2 separate regions of the Mus musculus genome follow, and region 2 is linked to region 1. A link is a loop called in an ENCODE intact Hi-C map of the cell type or tissue named here. Cell type or tissue: heart. All regions are shown on one strand. Each heading gives the region's core, and the rest is flanking DNA. Links, peaks and the distances in the headings are about the cores only.

Evidence for each region. Peaks named below come from ENCODE experiments on the same cell type or tissue, not always from the same donor. Only the 100,000 strongest peaks of a DNase experiment are listed, where the experiment ranks them.
Region 2: it touches region 1 in a loop (6-fold over the local background); 8 of 42 quality-filtered maps call a loop at or near these places.

The regions. Positions count from the first base shown.
Region 1 is chr5:24,680,977-24,689,321 of GRCm38, reverse strand. Nub1 (negative regulator of ubiquitin-like proteins 1) reads right to left here and starts at 3,507. Exons shown (of 15, transcript NM_016736.3): 1 at 3,300-3,507. In heart, for the core only: a CTCF peak has its summit at 3,749; DNase peaks (open chromatin) are centred at 1,421, 3,571 and 4,561; H3K4me3 peaks cover 2,369 bases; H3K27ac peaks cover 2,485 bases.
Region 2 is chr5:24,838,002-24,846,346 of GRCm38, reverse strand. It overlaps Rheb (Ras homolog enriched in brain), which reads left to right and starts at 3,986. Exons shown (of 8, transcript NM_053075.3): 1 at 3,986-4,162. The coding sequence starts at 4,111. In heart, for the core only: no CTCF peak of the experiment used is centred there; a DNase peak (open chromatin) is centred at 3,616; H3K4me3 peaks cover 3,649 bases; H3K27ac peaks cover 3,406 bases.

The DNA.
Region 1 (8,345 bases), core at 145-8,144:
TAAGTAGTTAGTGTTCCCCTCCGCACCTCAGTCAGCTTAACCTGAGCTATTATATCCAATTATATGCAAGGCAGTAGATTTTTATTGTTCCTTTGTGTCTGTTTTTTAGGACAGGGTTTCTCTGTACAGCCATGGCTGTGTTGGAACTCGCTCTGTAGACCAGGCTGGCCTAGAACAGAGATCTGTGTTCCTTTGCTCGCTTGAGTACTGGGACTAAAAGCACCTATAACCAGCCCCAGTGTACCATGCCCACTTCCAACTGCTAATATGTAGCAAGGAATAGCATGCTGTCCTGTTTGTGTTAGAAGGGAGCAAACCAGGGCATTCTGCACTATGAGTGCTGGGTCCTGTTCTACGCAGCCCAGCCTCACCTCTCCACTTCTTACCCTGTTATTCTCAGAAAGACAAGGAAAGAGGCTGGCCAGACATCTCAATGGTTAGAGCACTGGCTATACTGCCAGAAAGAAGTCAGTTTGGTACCAAATACCCCCATGGCAATTCACAATCATCTGTAACTTCAGTTCCAGAGGCATCCAAGGCCCTCTTCTGGTCTACATACATACACGCACGCACACACACACACACACACACACACACACACACACACACAAACACACATATACACATACATACATACATACAGGCAGAATACCCATACACATAAGAAAGACAAGACAAACCCTTTAGTAACCCAATCTGTACTTTGTAAATTCTCTCACACTTGGCCACTTTAACTCAAAGCCTATGATTCAGCACAAGAGGAGCACATCTGAACTCTGACCTATCAGTACTAAATGCTCATACAGTTCAACTCTGAAGGACAGTTAGCGAGGTGTGGTGATGCACACCTCTACCCCAAGCTGTTGGAGGGCAGACAGGTAGATCTCTGAGGTCCAGGCCAGCCTGTCAAAAATCAGTCAGGCAATCAATAAAAGAATTTATGTGGTGATGCATGCCTTTAATCCCAGCACTCGGGAGGCAGAGGCAGGCGGATTTCTGAGTTGAAGGCCAGCCTGGTCTACAGAGTGAGTTCCAGGACAGCCAGGTCTACACAGAGAAACACTGTCTCGGAAAAAAATAATTAATTAAAAAAATAAATAAATAAAATGAAAGAATTTACAGCACTGCACCATTTCAGTCTTTGTTGCTTTGTTTAGTTTGAGATTTGTTTGTCTTTATAACTTGTTTCTTGGTTTTGTTTTCGCTGGTACTTCTGAGAGCACAATAGCACATCTCACTAGATTGATGTTGAGGCTAAATCACTTTGCTGCTGGAAAACCCCAGGCCCAGGTTTATAAAACCACAAAATGAGCCCAGGCCAGAACTGGCATGAGACAACTGCCTACGACATGGACTCTAGCTTGTCTCACAATCCTGTGCTTCTTGTCCTCAGCACTTCCCCTTTCTTACACAGGAGGTGTGACATAGCTTCCACAGGGTGGGGGAGGCCACTGAGAGCCTGGGGCAGCTGGTAGTCAAGTGTTTCAAGGCTTGCCAAATCAAACCAAATAGGAAGCTGCTCACTCCTCATTGGTGAACATGAATTCCAGAGAATGGAAAATATGTGAATTAATAACTTAAGTTTCAGCCTTCTAAACAGAATCCACCTGATCTTCAAGCCAACTGTGGTGACTTAAGCATTATTCCATAACCATGCTTTCAAAAGGGTGCTCAGATCTGAGATCGAGAAACAGGTCATCAGGATAGCCCATGGAGTAAACATTGTGTGTATGCATGTCAGACAGGGCGAGAGGGAAAGAGAGAGACAGAGGGAGGGAGAGAGAGAGAGAATGAACATGCTGTGTGTTTTTACTCACAAGCTCACCACAAGGCACTTAGGAGCCTTACAAATACAAGTCTATTAAACCTCCAGACACAGGACTCAAATCTATAGAAAAAAAATTTTTTTTTTAATTTTTCGAGACAGGGTTTCTCTGTGTAGCCCTGGCTGTCCTGGAACTCATTCTGTAGACCAGGCTGGCCTTGAACTCGGAAATCCATCTGCCTCTGCCTCCGGAGTGCTGGGATTAAAGGCGTGTGCCAGCACGCCCAGTTTAGAAACTGAGAAAAAGATTACTGCCATCTCCTAAGGAGGTGGCAGGGATAATTTACTAGTACCCAGCTATTCAGAAGGTTGAAAACAGCCTTTCAGACTGTACCCAGTCCACTGTCTGATAAAAGAAGCCAAGGCTATCACAACCCTTCATCTGTGCTCCACACTGTTGCTAGGTCTGCATCACGTAATATTTATTTATTTATTTATTTAGGTTTTTTGAGACAGGGTTTCTCTGTATAGCCCTGGCTGTCCTGGAACTCACTTTGTAGACCAGGCTGGCCTCGAACTCGGAAATCCCCCGCCTCTGCCTTCCAAGTGCTGGGATTAAAGGCGTGCGCCACCACGCCCGACTAAGTTTTTTTGTTTTTGTTTTGTTTTTTTTAAAACCATGACAGAGTCTCACTACTCAGCTCTGTCCTGGAACTTACTATGTAGACCAGGCTGGACTTGAACTCACAGAGATCACCTGATCATCTCTGCCTCCTAAATGCTGGGGCTAAAGGTATGCCATGCCCAGATTAACATAAAGATTTAATGTTGAACAAAATTAAACCACCGGCTTGATTATAGTTTTGCTCGCCTTTAGCGAATTCCAGGACAACCAGAGCTACATAGTGAGTCACCATCTCAAAAAAATTAATTAATTAAATTAAACCACTGTATTCAAACCTATGAAAATCCAGTTACAGGTACCAGAATGACATGTGTTAGGTCAAAAGGAAGAAAATCTAACAGCCCAGTTTTCAATTTTAATTGGAGAACTGTTTCATGTGTGTTGCTGGGCGTTCCAACGCAGAAAACACGTAAATCATCAAGATCAGCGCTCTGAACCGAAAGTGAAACCTTAGGCATCAATGTTGAAAATACCACTTTCACTTGTAGATCAATCGAGATTGCATACAACCTTACGCACATTCAACACGTTCCCTCTCGGGGAAATGACATGCCATTAGGGCCTCCTATTTAAAAGCAAGGGAAGGAGGCGAGGACAAGTGTGGGTCCAGAAAGCTTGCGTTCTCACACCCCGCGTTCCGCTGTCAGCCCCGGCAGTCAGCTCATCCAAACTCAAGCTGCTGGCTGGTGTCCATCCCTTCCCCTCCGCCCCGCCGCGACCCCCTCCCGCTTCCGCCCCAGCCCGCCTCGCCGCGTCCGCCTGGCCGCTCCTGCCCACCGAGCCCACGGCCGCCCCGGCCGCGCTACCAGGCCCAGGCCCAAGGCCCGGTCGCTGCCGCAGCCGTCTCACCTGCGCCACTGCCGAGCCAGCTGCGACCTGCCGAGTGCCCGGATGCGGCAAAGGCCGCCGTTTGTTTTCATTCCGGGTGAGGCCGGCCCCGCCCCCGGCTCCGCCCCCTCGCGCTGTCCGGAAGGCCGGTCGAGGACCGGAGCTGCATGGAAGGGTGGGGCCAAGGGGCTTGAAGGGCGATCTGAAGCATCGAACGGAAGGAAGCCCTGAAAACGCGGCTGTGGGCGGGGCTAGTATTTAATGGGCGGGGCTGATATGGGGCGGGACAACAGAGTAGATGGAAATAGGGAGAGTGTAGCTAGGGCGGGGCTGACGTGTAAGGGGGAAGAGAGACAAAGTGGTTGGGGCGAGGGCCGCGCTGAGGGTCAGGCGATCTGTGGGCGGGGCTGGTAGTTTGCGGTGGAGCGGATGTGGGACCGGGCGAGGAGGAAGATGGAGGCAAGGGCCGACTGTAGGTGGAGCTGTTAGGTGGAAAGGCAAGGCTAAAACTGGTCAAAAGCGGTGGGAGGGGGTCTGCTGTGCAGGGGGAAGAGGCGTGGTGAGGAATGGAAGTGAGGCAATGCTAGTCTTCAATCACGAGGTCTTCGGACCACTCCCAGACCGAGTTTTTCAGAGTCAGAGGAAAATGAGTCTGCCTTTATTTATTCCCCAAAAGCCTTGACAGAGCAAGACCTGTTTTCCTGAACCTTTTCTCGTCTTCCCTCTACTAGGCCTAGGGGATCCCCTAGACTAAAGGATTCTCACACTACCCTCCACAATCCCACCAGGATCCCCGCTCATGGTGAAGTTAGGTACGCTACCCATGCCTCCCTCCAGCGGCTACTCCCACCATGAGTACAGTAGATAGAGACATCTGCTTTGCTCAGCGCTGTGAAAAATGCATGTGCCCTTATGTCTATGTAAGGGAACAATCCAAACGGGCATAAAAAAATGAAGACGCCGGGCAGTGGTGGCGCACGCCTTTAATTCCAGCACTTGGAAGGCAGAGGCGGGGGATTTCTGAGCTCGAGGCCAGCCTGGTCTACAGAGTGAGTTCCGGAAAGCCAGGGCTAAACAGAGAAACCCTGTCTCAAAAAGACCAAAAACCAAAAACCAAAAAAAAAAAAAAAAAAAAAGGCCTTTTTTTTTTTAAATACTATGAGAAAAGAAACAATGCTCTGGTGTTGAGCCCCATCTTGCTGCAGACTGTGAGAGGAGGCCTGAGCAAGCCTGCAGGAGCCTAAGCAACCAGGAACCCCAGCGAGGAGTTTGCCAATTGCCAGCCTGCCAGTGAAGCTAGATCCATCATTCAACACCCGCTTCCCACACACGTACTGGAGAACCCAGAGCAGGCCTGCTTAGTCAGTCCAAAAATGCCTGGCCTCACTGTGAATCAGGAACTAAACAAATTGTTATTATGATAAGGATCAGATTTGCAAGTTGTTTGTTATGCCCTCCAAACTGACAAAGCTTTCAGAACCAAACAAAAGAAAGTGACTGTAAACCCAAGAAAACTGTATCTGTAGATAACTGTTTCCACTCTAAGGAAATTGATTAGTTCCAGCACAATCACGACTATATAGAGAAACCCTGTCTCAAAAAACAAAGAAACAAAGAAACAAAAAACTGCCAGGCGTGGTGGCGCACGCCTTTAATCCCAGCACTCTAGAGGCAGAGGCAGGCCGATTTCTGAGTTCGAGGCCAGCCTGATCTACAAAGTGGGTTCCAGGAACAGAGAAACCCTGTCTCGAAAAACAAAAATAAATAAATAAATAAATTTAAAAAAATAAAAAATAAATAAAAGAAAAGAAAAAATAAAGAAAGTTGGGCTGGTGAGATGGCTCAGTGGTTAAGAGTGCCGACTGCTCTTCCAAAGGTCCTGAGTTCAAATCCCAGCAACCACATGGCAGCTCACAACCATCTGTAACGAAATCTGTTGCTCTCTTTTGGAATGTCTGAAGACAGCTACAGTGTACTTACATATAATAAGTAAATAAATATTAAAAAAAAAAAGCTGAGTAGTTGTGGCTCAGGCCTTTAATCCCAGCACTTGCAAGGTACAGGCAGATGGATCTCTGAGTTCGAGGCCAGCCTGGCTTTCAGACTGAGTTCCAGAAAGCCAGGGCTACACAGAGAAACCCTGTTTCCAAAAAACAAAAAACAAAAAAAGAAAGAAAAAAGAGAAAGAAAAAAAAAGAAAAAAGAAAAGAAAAGAAATTTCCTTCTTTGCAATTAAATCAGAAACTTACCGTGCAAAGTGAAACCTGAGTCTTACCTCCCAAAGATCCTGCTACCTTTCTTGTTTTCTGTAGATCGGTCTTTCTGTACAGGAGTTAAAGGTTTTTTCATGATGTTAAGATAGCATATATTTTCATTTTTAAAACAATATTGTGATACAATACATATAGTTTATAATATTCAAATTTGAGTTATTTGATTCGATGCTTTTCAGTATATTTGAAGAGTTGTTCATTCATAACCAAAAATAATTTTAAAACATTTCATCACTTTTTAAAAAGAGTTATTCACTATGTATACAGTCTGCTTGTATGTATGCCTGCAGACCAGAAGTAGGCACCAGATCTCGTCACAAATGGTTGTAAGCTACCATGTGGTTGCTGGGAATTGAACTCAGAACCTCTGGAAGAGTAGCTAATACTCTTATCCTCTGAGCCATCTCTCCAGTTCATTTCATTACTTTCAAAATGAACCCAGAACCCACAAGCAGGGTGACACTTATCTATAATCTCAGCATGTGGAGACAGAGGCAGGAAGGTTTCTAATTCAAAGGCAGTATGACTCAGTCTAAACAACAATAGAAATCTGAACACATTTTATTCCCCCAGACTAACACATTTTATTCCCCCAAATCAGACCCTGCGTACCCACTACCTCCTCATCTCTGCCTTTGCCCAGAACCTGAGGCCACTAAGCTACTCTCTGTTCTTATAAAGTTGCTTGGTTTGGACACTTCATACAAATAATAGCATACAGAACCAGGGATGAGGTACACATTTGTGCTTGCAGTCTGAGGCTAGCCTGAACAAGCAAAGAGCATCACACAATAAATAATAATATGCTTTTTTTTCTCTCCTTTGGTGATGCAGATACAGGCCAGATTAGACCAGATTAGAAGTAGATAAAGGAGGCTCATTAGGAGGCAGTTCCTGGGTGCGTTCATTGATCTCAGTGGAGTTGCACATCCAGGCTAAAGCAAGGGGATTTTATAGAGTTTAGGCATAGAGAGATTACATGTCAGCCAGGAGCTGGGATTATGTCTGTACATGGTCAAAAGCTGAAAGCCAGGTGGTCTACAGAGTGAGTTCCAGGACAGCCAGGGCTACACAGAGAAACCCTGTCTAAAAAACCAAAAAAAAAAAAAAAAGCCGGGTGTGGTGGTGTACGCCTGTAATCCCAGCACTCCGGAGGCAGAGGCAGGCGGATTTCTGAGTTCAAGGCCAGCCTGGTCTACAAAGTGAGTTCCAGGACAGCCAGGGCTACACAGAGAAACCCTGTCTCGAAAACAACAACAACAACAACAAAAAAACAAAAACCAAAAACTGAGTCCCTGGGCAGACACTTTTGGGTGGGTTGCCTCTCAGTGTGTGTGTGTGTAGGGGGCCCTGAGGGCGGCGAAGATGGAGTGTCCCAAATTGTGCAGGTGTGAGCAGGGGTTCCAATCTAACAGTCTTCTACAACTGACTTTTTTCACTGACTTGAACATCTTCAGAGTAAATCCACATTGTGGTACATGTGGGTACTTTGCTCCTTTTATGCCAAATGATTTCCACTGTACTAGCCTGCTAAATTTTATTTATCCATTTACTAGTCCAGAAACTCTGGGACTGCTTCCTCTGTTGGGCACTGCTCCTCCTATATAAACACTAATTTCCAAGTTTTCCTTAGAGAACAGGCTTTCCATTCTCTAGGGTGTCTGGGAATAGAATTGGTGGTTCATATGGTAATTCTACACTTAATCATGGGTGTCGCAAGTGTGCAGGTGTGTGCCCATATGCACACATGTGGAAGCCAAGGGAGGATATTAGGTATGTCTCTACAATCTTCATCTTATTTTCTGAAATGGAGAGTGATAGAGGCTTTTTAATATGTGTTTGTTGCAGTTTTCCTCTTAACACAGCTAGCTCTCAAATAATTGAGACTGGACTGTTATGGTTATTTAATAGTGTTAAGGGCACAACTATTACTCTATTTTAATCCTCTGTAGCTAATCTGGCTACTTCCCAGTCAAAAATCCCAGTGACCCTTGCATACTGATCCTTAGTACTGATCTGGCTCTCTGGGCTCCAGGTGTTTTTTCATGGTGTCTCTTGAACTCTCTCCCCGTGAAGTATCCCCACTTCTTCTCTTTCCTTCCCACTTTCCCAGGCTGGGAGGAAGTCCAGCCCTATTCTCTCCTCTGCTCAGACATTGGCTGATCAGCTTCTTTATTGACCAATCAGGGAATAACTAGGGAGAAATGTTTTTGCAACCAGATATGGGGGCATAGAAACCAGCATTTGAATAATACAAGGATAATTTTTACACAACATACATAGAGCCTACATTATGCCTACAGAAGAGCCTTAGTTACTTGTCCTATTATGATAAACCAAAATAGTCAAAAAAATCTGATAGGAGCAGGAAAGGGTTTATTCTGAATTTCTTTTTTTTTTTTTTTAAGATTTTATTTATTTATTATATGTAAGTACACTGTAGCTGTCTTCAGACACACCAGAAGAGGGCATCAGATCTCATTACGGGTGGTTGTGAGCCACCATGTGGTTGCTGGGATTTGAACTTTGGACCTTCGGAAGAGCAGTCGGGTGCTCTTACCCAATGAGCCATCTCACCAGCCCCCTGAATTTCAATATAGACCACCACAATAGCAAAAACAAGGCATCAGGAGCATGAAGCAGATGGACACATTGCATGCATGGAAGAGAGAGCAATGAATGAAAGCCCCCTCCATTTATATTCTCCAGGATCCCAGTCAGGGAATGGTGCCACCTCAATTAACAAAAGCAGAACAATCTTACACAGACATCCTCAGAGGCCCACCTTCCAGGT
Region 2 (8,345 bases), core at 245-8,244, 160 kb before region 1:
CCCTGACTGCACAGCCTACACCTGCCCTTGTGGTTCCTTGGTCAGGCAGTATTCTCTGGCACATGTGCCTTCCTCTGAGGATTTGGAACTGGCCCCCTTCACTTTCCCTTCTTTAGGAGCATCCCATAACTTCCATGTTTCAAGGTTGAGCCATTGGTAAAAGAGGGCTAGATTTTCTTCCCAATGAAAGTTTTCCCCAAGATGACACTCATCCTGAAATGCTAAAGACAGGACCATTTTTCTGTTGAGGAGACCCCTCTCTGTCCTCTGATTTCAACATTTTGTCCACACAATAGACTGGAGTGGAATGCTTTCCCAGATCTGCACTGTTTGATTTTGGACACTGTGGTGATTTGAATATGCTTGGCCCATGGGAAATGGCACTATTAGGAAGTGTGGCCTTATTGGAGGGGGTGTAGCCCTGTTAGAGACAGTGTGTCACTGTAGGGCTGGGCTTTGATGTCTCATGTGTATGCTCAAGCTAGGCTAGTATGATCCAGAGCTTCCTCCTGGCTGTCTGAAGATTGGATCAAGATGTAGAACTCCCAGCTTCTTTTCCAGCATCATGTATGCCTGCATGCTGCCATGCTTCCCACCACAATGATAATGGACTGAACCTCTGAAATTCTAAGCCAGCCTCAATTAAATGTTGTCCTTTATGACAGTTACCTTGGTCATGCTGCTCCTTCACAGCAATGAAACCCTAAGACAGACACCTCGGAGACATAACAAGATAGTCAGATTTGACTTTTGCAAAATTAAGATGAATCTAGTTAACCTTTTCTCATCAAATATTTAAAAGAAAACAATAAAACTCTTAGACACAATAAAACTCAACTAAGGCCAAGATTTCCCATGAGAAATAATTTCACAATATTTTTTTTTTTAGTAAACAAAGAGTTTTGTCTTCCCCTGATCCAGTAATGTGGGGTGGGGAGGTGTCTCAAGAAGTCAAAAAACTACATTGTAGGCTGGTGAGTTGGCTCAAGGGAGTAGCAGAATTTGTGCTAAGCCTGTTAACTTGAGTTTGATTCTCAGGACCCAGATGGTGGAAGGAAAAAAAAAAAGAGACTCCCAAAAGTTGTCCTCTAGCTTCTAAATATACCATGTTATGTACACACACAAATACAACACACATAAACAAACAAACAAACAAAACTGTGTCACAACTATAAGTCTTGTACTTTGCAAATGTTCACAAAAAGCCAATAAAAATATTACAGTATAAGGCTGGTTGTTTTAAATAATAGCCACAAACCCCAGAAATGGATGCCAGCAAAGACCTATCTGCTTGAGTCACATGTTTAGCATAAGCTCCTCAAGGGACAATGGTCATTAACTGAACTAATTATGTTCTCTATCTAGAGATTTAAATGGAAGACTTCAGAGTTTTAGGGCACATAGAAAAGGAACAATGTAAAAGAACATGGAGAAAAAAGGCAGCATACTGAGATTGTGCTAGCAGAACATTGGGATGCTCATTGGAGAGAGCCACTCTTCCAGCTGCTTTAAAAGGTTAAAGAGCTTTCTCAGCTGGTTGTACCACTTTGGAGTAGACAGAAAGAGCATTTCTTCTGATGCTCCTGTCTGGTTATATTTAGGTATTTCTATGGGTGCATACTTTTGATATCTATTCTTCTATATAATCTGAGCCATCTATCTTCCCTGCATGCATGTGTCTGTGTACCATGTGCCATGTAGTACCCACAGAGGCCGGAAGTGGGTTCATATCCCCTGGAACGGGAGGTATAGCTGGTTATCAGCCATTATGTGGGTGCTGGAAACCAAAGTCTGTCCTCTGCAAGAGCAGTATGTGCTCTTAACCACTGCGACATCTCTCCAGGCCCCTGAACCATCGTTGAAAGTGAATTCAATCCACACTGGAATAATAGAATCTTCTAAATTCTCCAATCTGACATCTAAGAACTTTAAGTCAGCAACTAGAACATTTTTGAACTTTATAACTACTTCTCTGATTACTAATATTCCTAGCCTAAAGCAATATTGTTAAACTTTTTGAAAGAACTCAAAGAGGGATATTTTTGAGTAGATATCAGAACACGATACAAAGACACCCAACAGGAATATAGATTTCAATTATGCATAGCATGTTGTTTGTATCCTGTTCTATTTAGTAGTAGTAGTAGTAATAGTAGTAGTAGTAGCAGCAGCAGCAGCAGCAGCAGCAGTAATAGTGTGCAGATGTGTTCATAAACTAGAACGGATATAGAGGCCAAAGAACAACCACGAGTCAGTTCTTTTTCCACTTTGGTATACACTGATCAAAGTCAGGTTGTGAGGTTTGTGTAGCAAGTGGTTTTACTGGTTGATGCAACTTGCTGAACCTCCCACCCCACTGCAAGGTAACCTTATGCTAGCTACATTACCACGGACTAAAGTGCTACGAGCTCAAGAACACTGGTGGATTGGGGCATCTGCTGAATATACGTTTAACCTGAGTCTGTTTTAAAATACTTAAGATAGTTCAAAGGGGAAGGCAGTTATGGCTCAGTTCTCTGAGAACTTGAGTTCATCTTGGGTCCAATCCCAAGCACCGAATAAACATGGTTTGGAAGTCGGTAATCCTAGCATTTGGACAGAGAAAAGAGAATTGAAAGATCAAGGTAGCAGAACAGCACTTAATCCCAGCACCTCGGAGGCAGTGACAGGTGGATCTCTAAGAATTCCAGGCCAGCCTGGACTACGTGAGACCCTATAAAAATAAGTCTATTGTGAAGGGCAAAAAATTAAGGACAAGTGTGCTGTTCTCTCTTGGCACCTTTATTTCCAGGCCTAGCCTTTAGTTTGGACTTCGATGAACTAGGCCTAGGGTCTAGCTTTCCACCCTGTTCTTCAATATGAGGATATCTCAACTCCTCTAGTTCTCTGGAAACAAGAGCTTTCTGCCTGTACGACTGTTGTAGAAAATATGACAGCCTTCCCTTTTCAGGCATGGCCCGCCCACACCAGACAGCTAAGCCTCCTCCTTTTCCTCGGCGTTTTTGACAATGGCTGACTTTCACGTTTCTCCAGAAATAACCTCTCGAGTGTTCAGTATGAAAAGACGCACTGATCTGGCTGCAGGACTCCCACGCGCGCGCCTGTCTGTGCGAGGTGCGTGCCACCCGGCGTGTTGCCCGAGTCGGCACCAGGACTGGTCAGCTCGCGCTGCTTTTAATGGAATTTCTGACATTTGCGAGCTGCACAGATTTCATTCTTCCCACAGTTCCTCAGCCACGAATAAAGCTTAGTCACCACCCACGTTAAGCCCAGACTAAAGCTAACATAGCAGGACGGTAATTTGAAGTATAGACAAGTGCGAAGCGAGGTGTCAGCCAACCTACAGTCCGTCAGCTAGGGCCACGCGCCTCGCTCCTTTTAAGGGCCGGCAGGCGCAAGTCGGCCAACGGCTCAGCACTTCACCAATCACCGTGCTTCACGCCTCTGGTTCCGCCCCCGCACCCACATTAGCCAATCACTGAGGAGTTGCCTGCCCGCCCGCCCACCCGCCGGTAGGGCCACGCTTTTGGACCACGCAGGCGCCCCGCCGAGCAAAAGCAGACAGAATTTATTTTTAGCTCCCCGCTGAGCGGCACCTCTCCTTGGCTCCACCCTTCCAATCCCCAATAGAAGACGGAGTTTCCATTGCGTCATCGCGCGGCAGTCTGGGAGCCGTCCAGTCAGAGCTCGGGCAGGATTGTCGTAATTAAAAAGCGGCGGAAGTAGGTGGGAGGGTCATGACGCAGCGAGTTTCGGTCGTGACTTTTCCGGGGGCTTTGGGGCGTCTCCGCTTTTTCCCTTTAAAGTAAAACGTTTCCCCGACGCTCCCCCGCGCGTTCCGGGCTGGGAGGCGGCGGCGGGAGGCGGCGCAGACGGGGCCGCGCGCGGTCACGTGGGTGTGTTGTTGGGGGAGGGCCCGCGCGTTCGGTTCCGGGCGGTTGAGCGAGCTAGAGAAGGAGCGAGCGAGCGAGCGAGCGAGAGGCAGCCGCGCCCGCCGCCGTGCTCTGTATGCCGCGTTCTCCCGGCGCAGCCGCCGCCGATAGTCTGAGCCGGAGGAGCCGCCGCCGCCGCGGTTAATGTGGTTGGGTCGGGGCTGAGCAGGCCACCAAGATGCCTCAGTCCAAGTCCCGGAAGATCGCCATCCTGGGCTACCGGTCTGTGGGTGAGTGGCGGCCCGGGCGATGTCGGGGCTGAGCCCCAGGACGCGGACGCGCCTGCGAAGTTTGTGGCGGCGCGGCCATGTGGCGGGCGGGCGGGCGGCGCGCGTTTCATAACCTCCATTTTGAGTGGAGGCGGCGGCGCCTTCCCCTGTCCCCAGGCGCGGCGGACAGGTGGCGGGGCGGCAGGCCGAGGCGGCCGCGTCCTTCCCTCGGCGTAGGAGCCGCGGGCCACTGCCCGGGAGTCTTGCGGCCCGGAGCAGCCTAGTCGGATCCCCGCATCTGTCCCGCCTTCTCTAAGCACGGTCTGTCCCCACCCGTTTCCCCAATCCCACAAGCCCCGGGCATTTCAACAAAGGAAACCTCTCCTTGTGACCTTTCCATCTGCAAAGAAGTTAAGCCTTTTAAAGAAAACAGGGAAACTTCAAGACGTTTGGCTACCAAGTTTTCCGCCTCCAAGAAACCTAGACTGGACCCCTCACAGGCCAGCTAGGTAGCATCTGGCAGCCAGCACAGGGAAGAGGAGAAAGACGTCTCTAATGTGTCCTATTTTTCTTTTCCCCTTTGAGGAGAAACAAGGCCAGGCACTTGGAACCAGGCTGTTAAAGTAATTCAAAAGCCCGTTTGTTTTCCTAACACCACCACCAAGCGATTGACATACATTTAAAGTTGTTCCTAGTAATCACCTTTTTGCCGAATAGAGGTGGTCCTGGGTGGGGTGGGGAGGGAACGCGGTGTCCAGACAGTAGTATTCAGTCCATCGTGTGATACAGGACATTTGAACTTAACCACGCTGCAGGGTGAGGCTTTATTGTTTTTGACCGACCGGAACAGGGGACTGTCACGTTCATCTTTAGTGCTGTTTGAAAGATGTAACTGTCTCCAGAAAATGTGCGTTTGACAGGGACCACTGAGGAGTGGAGAGTCTGGCAGTAGAACACCTTCCCCACTGGATGGGCTCCTGCTAGGCGGTTCATTCTGCGTTCTCACCCTGCTTTCCACTGCTGGTGCCCGGCTCTGTGCTCTTTGACCAAGATCAGTCAGGGCCTGCTTACTTTTCACCTTCTCTCCTCAAGAACTGGAGAAACTCCTTAGGAAGGGAATGGAAGATCGGAGACAGTGTGACAGATGGGAGTGCCTAGAGTGGAAAGGTGACACGTGCATAGTGCAGTGCTGAGGTGTTCATAGTAGGAAAGAGTAGGTGACTGCTTTAACAATTGCAACCCTAGAGTTAACAGGCACAAAATTACGGTGAATCCATTCACACCAAGATAGAACTCCTGATGTAACCAGTGTTGGTTGTCTGAGTCACCATACTGTTTTCTGAATTCCCTCCAAATTTGGAGAATGAGACCATGATGTAACTTGGCTGTTGATTGAGTACCCTCTAATCAGATAACTAATTGAAGATAGTAATCTTGAATGCAAGGCATAAATAAGTCACAAGTATCAGGGTTACCTGTTTTCAATGCAAGAGAATATTCTACCAGTCTGGATTTTATTGTAATTTTTGAAATGGCAATGGGTTTAAATAAGTGTAGTGTTATGTCTCCTTTGCTAAGAACTTCTGTCAATAGAAAACCATCCTGATTTTTTTAGGCAAGGTCTTATGTAACCCGGGTAGTCCTCGACTCACTGTATAGCCTAGACTGGTTTTCCTGGGAAAGCCCCACTAGAGCCAGGATAGATGTGTCTGGCTACTCCTATCCTTCTCACAAACATTCACTCTGGGCTGCTGGTTGTAAGTGTAGTGCTAGCCCGGGGAGGAACACAGGATTGTAGACCTGTATGCAATGCCCTTGGTGTGTTGCAGCCTGTATTCTCTATACTTGTTTTCAAGTGTAATGCCTAAAGTAAGATACTACATTATTGCTAATGTTGCATTTAACTTTAGTTTGCTTTCATATGAAGGACATATTTTCTAGTTTCTGGATTCTTTGTAGAGGAGTAGTTGGTCTTTTCAGCATGTACTAGCCACTCTTCTGGGAATTGACCACTTATTAGAACTTAGAGATGTGTGTGGTGGCAGACTATAGAAATTTCACTGTTTCTAGATGTGGTGTGGTGGGGATTGGCAGCCATGTCCTTTTTTACTGTTTTCTTGCGTAAATGCTGTTTTCTGTTCTGACTAGACTGCTGGGCATTGTTACTTGATGATGCCACAGACTTTTAAGTTTGCCTTCAGCAAAAACTGAAATGTAATTTTTTTTTTCATTATTAGGCTTTCAAGTCAGTAAAATTTCCTTCTGCAGTATTTTCCTGATACTTGCAGTAGGGAAGTTTTATGGACATGTCACCTGTAATTCAGTCTGGCTTTTATGGAGGTCCTTTTTGTTAATTTTGGTGGTGGCCATATGTAGCAGTTTCCTCATGGTGCGTTGTTGTTACTACAGCTGAGTCCTTAGTGAGGACTCCTCCAGTCAAAACTGTCAAAAAAGTAAACTGTCTTGCGTCTGGTAGTCTCTCTGGAATATCTTCCAGAGTGTTGGTAATCTAGTTTGTCATTAGATCATCTTTCCAAAAGCTTATTTGTTGTGTGTATTCCTTGTATTGCTAAGAGGGACGAGATCACAGGGATGTGGAAGTTTATAAAATGAAATGGTTGTGGTTTGGTGAGTGGCAGTTCAGCAAGAGTAGATGAGTCAGCCGGGCATGGTGGTGCACACCTTTAATCCCAGCACTTGGGAGGCAGAGGCAAGTGGATTTCTGAGTTCGAGGACAGCCAGGGCTACACAGAGAAACCCTGTCTCGAAAAAGAGTAGATGAGTTAGACCTTGTCAGAACACAGCTGATGCTGTTGGATTCTTCCTAGGGAAAGGTTGGTACCTGACGTGATTGACTGTTCCCCGTAGAATATAATCACAATGGATTCTGACCCATTCAATTATCTGTCCCCGTAGAACATAATCACATTGGATTCTGAACCAATCAATTATCTGTCCTTTTCTAACATAATTTGTTTGAGAAATGTGGTGAGGGATAGGATGATAGCTTAGTGAGTAGGGTACTTTCTGTTTAACTGTGAGGACCTGAGTTCCAGTCCCCAGAACCCATGTGAAGTTGTACAAGACAGTGTGGTGGTGGGGACAGACTGGAGAACTGGGGCTTACTAGCCACCTGCCTGTCTAGAAAATGGAGATCTTGCCTTTCAGGTTGAGAGACCCTGTCTCAAGGGAATCAAGTGGAGAGTGACAGAAAATCTGACATCTCTTTCTGACCGCTCTGCTCACACACACCTGTACACATGTGGTTATACCACACTCCAAAGAAGTTTAGTGTGTGTGTGTGTGTGTGTGTGTGTGTGTGTGTGTGTTTTTAAGAAATTGTGGTTTAGCCGGGCAGTGGTGGTGCATGCTTTTAATCCCAGCTCTTGCAAGGCAGAGGCAGGCAGATTTCTGAGTTCGAGGCCAAGCCTGGTCTACAAAGTGATTTCCAGGACAGCCAGGACTACATAGAGAAACCCTGTCTCCAAAAACCAAAAAAGAAAAGAAAGAAAAATCGTGGTGTAAACATGTACTTCTTTACTAGTGTATGAGATTAATGTATGCTTAGTAGTGTGTGCTATGTATGTACATCCGCAGAGTGGTTCAGTGGTGGCTAATTTTGTGAAGCCTTATCAGTCCTGTTCATTCTCCTGTATAAGAGAATAAGCAGAGCTTACTGTGACTTTAAAATATGGAATGCGTCTCTCTATGGTTACAATCTTAGTACAAGTGCTGCTGAAGTGAACATTCATTATTTTATGGATTTGCTAGAGAAGATCATATACATCAGGCATGTGGAGGTCAGAGGACAGCTTTTGGAAATGGATTCTTTCCTTCCACCACATGGGTTCTAGGGACCCAATTTTGATGTCATGTGTACCGAAAAGAAAACCTGTGCTCATAGCAGTTAGTTGTCACCACTTAGACCCTGGCAACCATTATTTGCCTTCTGTTTTTATTGATTTACTTACTCTGAACATTTCATGTAAAGGCATCATACCTTGTTCCTGTTTGTGGCTGAATTAATGTTTCATTAATGTGAGTTTATACTACATTTTCCTCATAGATAAATGAGTTGTTTCTACTTGTCTATTAAAAAAAATGGTGTTATAAACATTCCTGTACAAACATTCCTTTGTTTTCATTTCTCTTGGTTGTTCCCTAGAAATGGAATTGCTGGGACATGGGGTATTTCTGGTTTTGA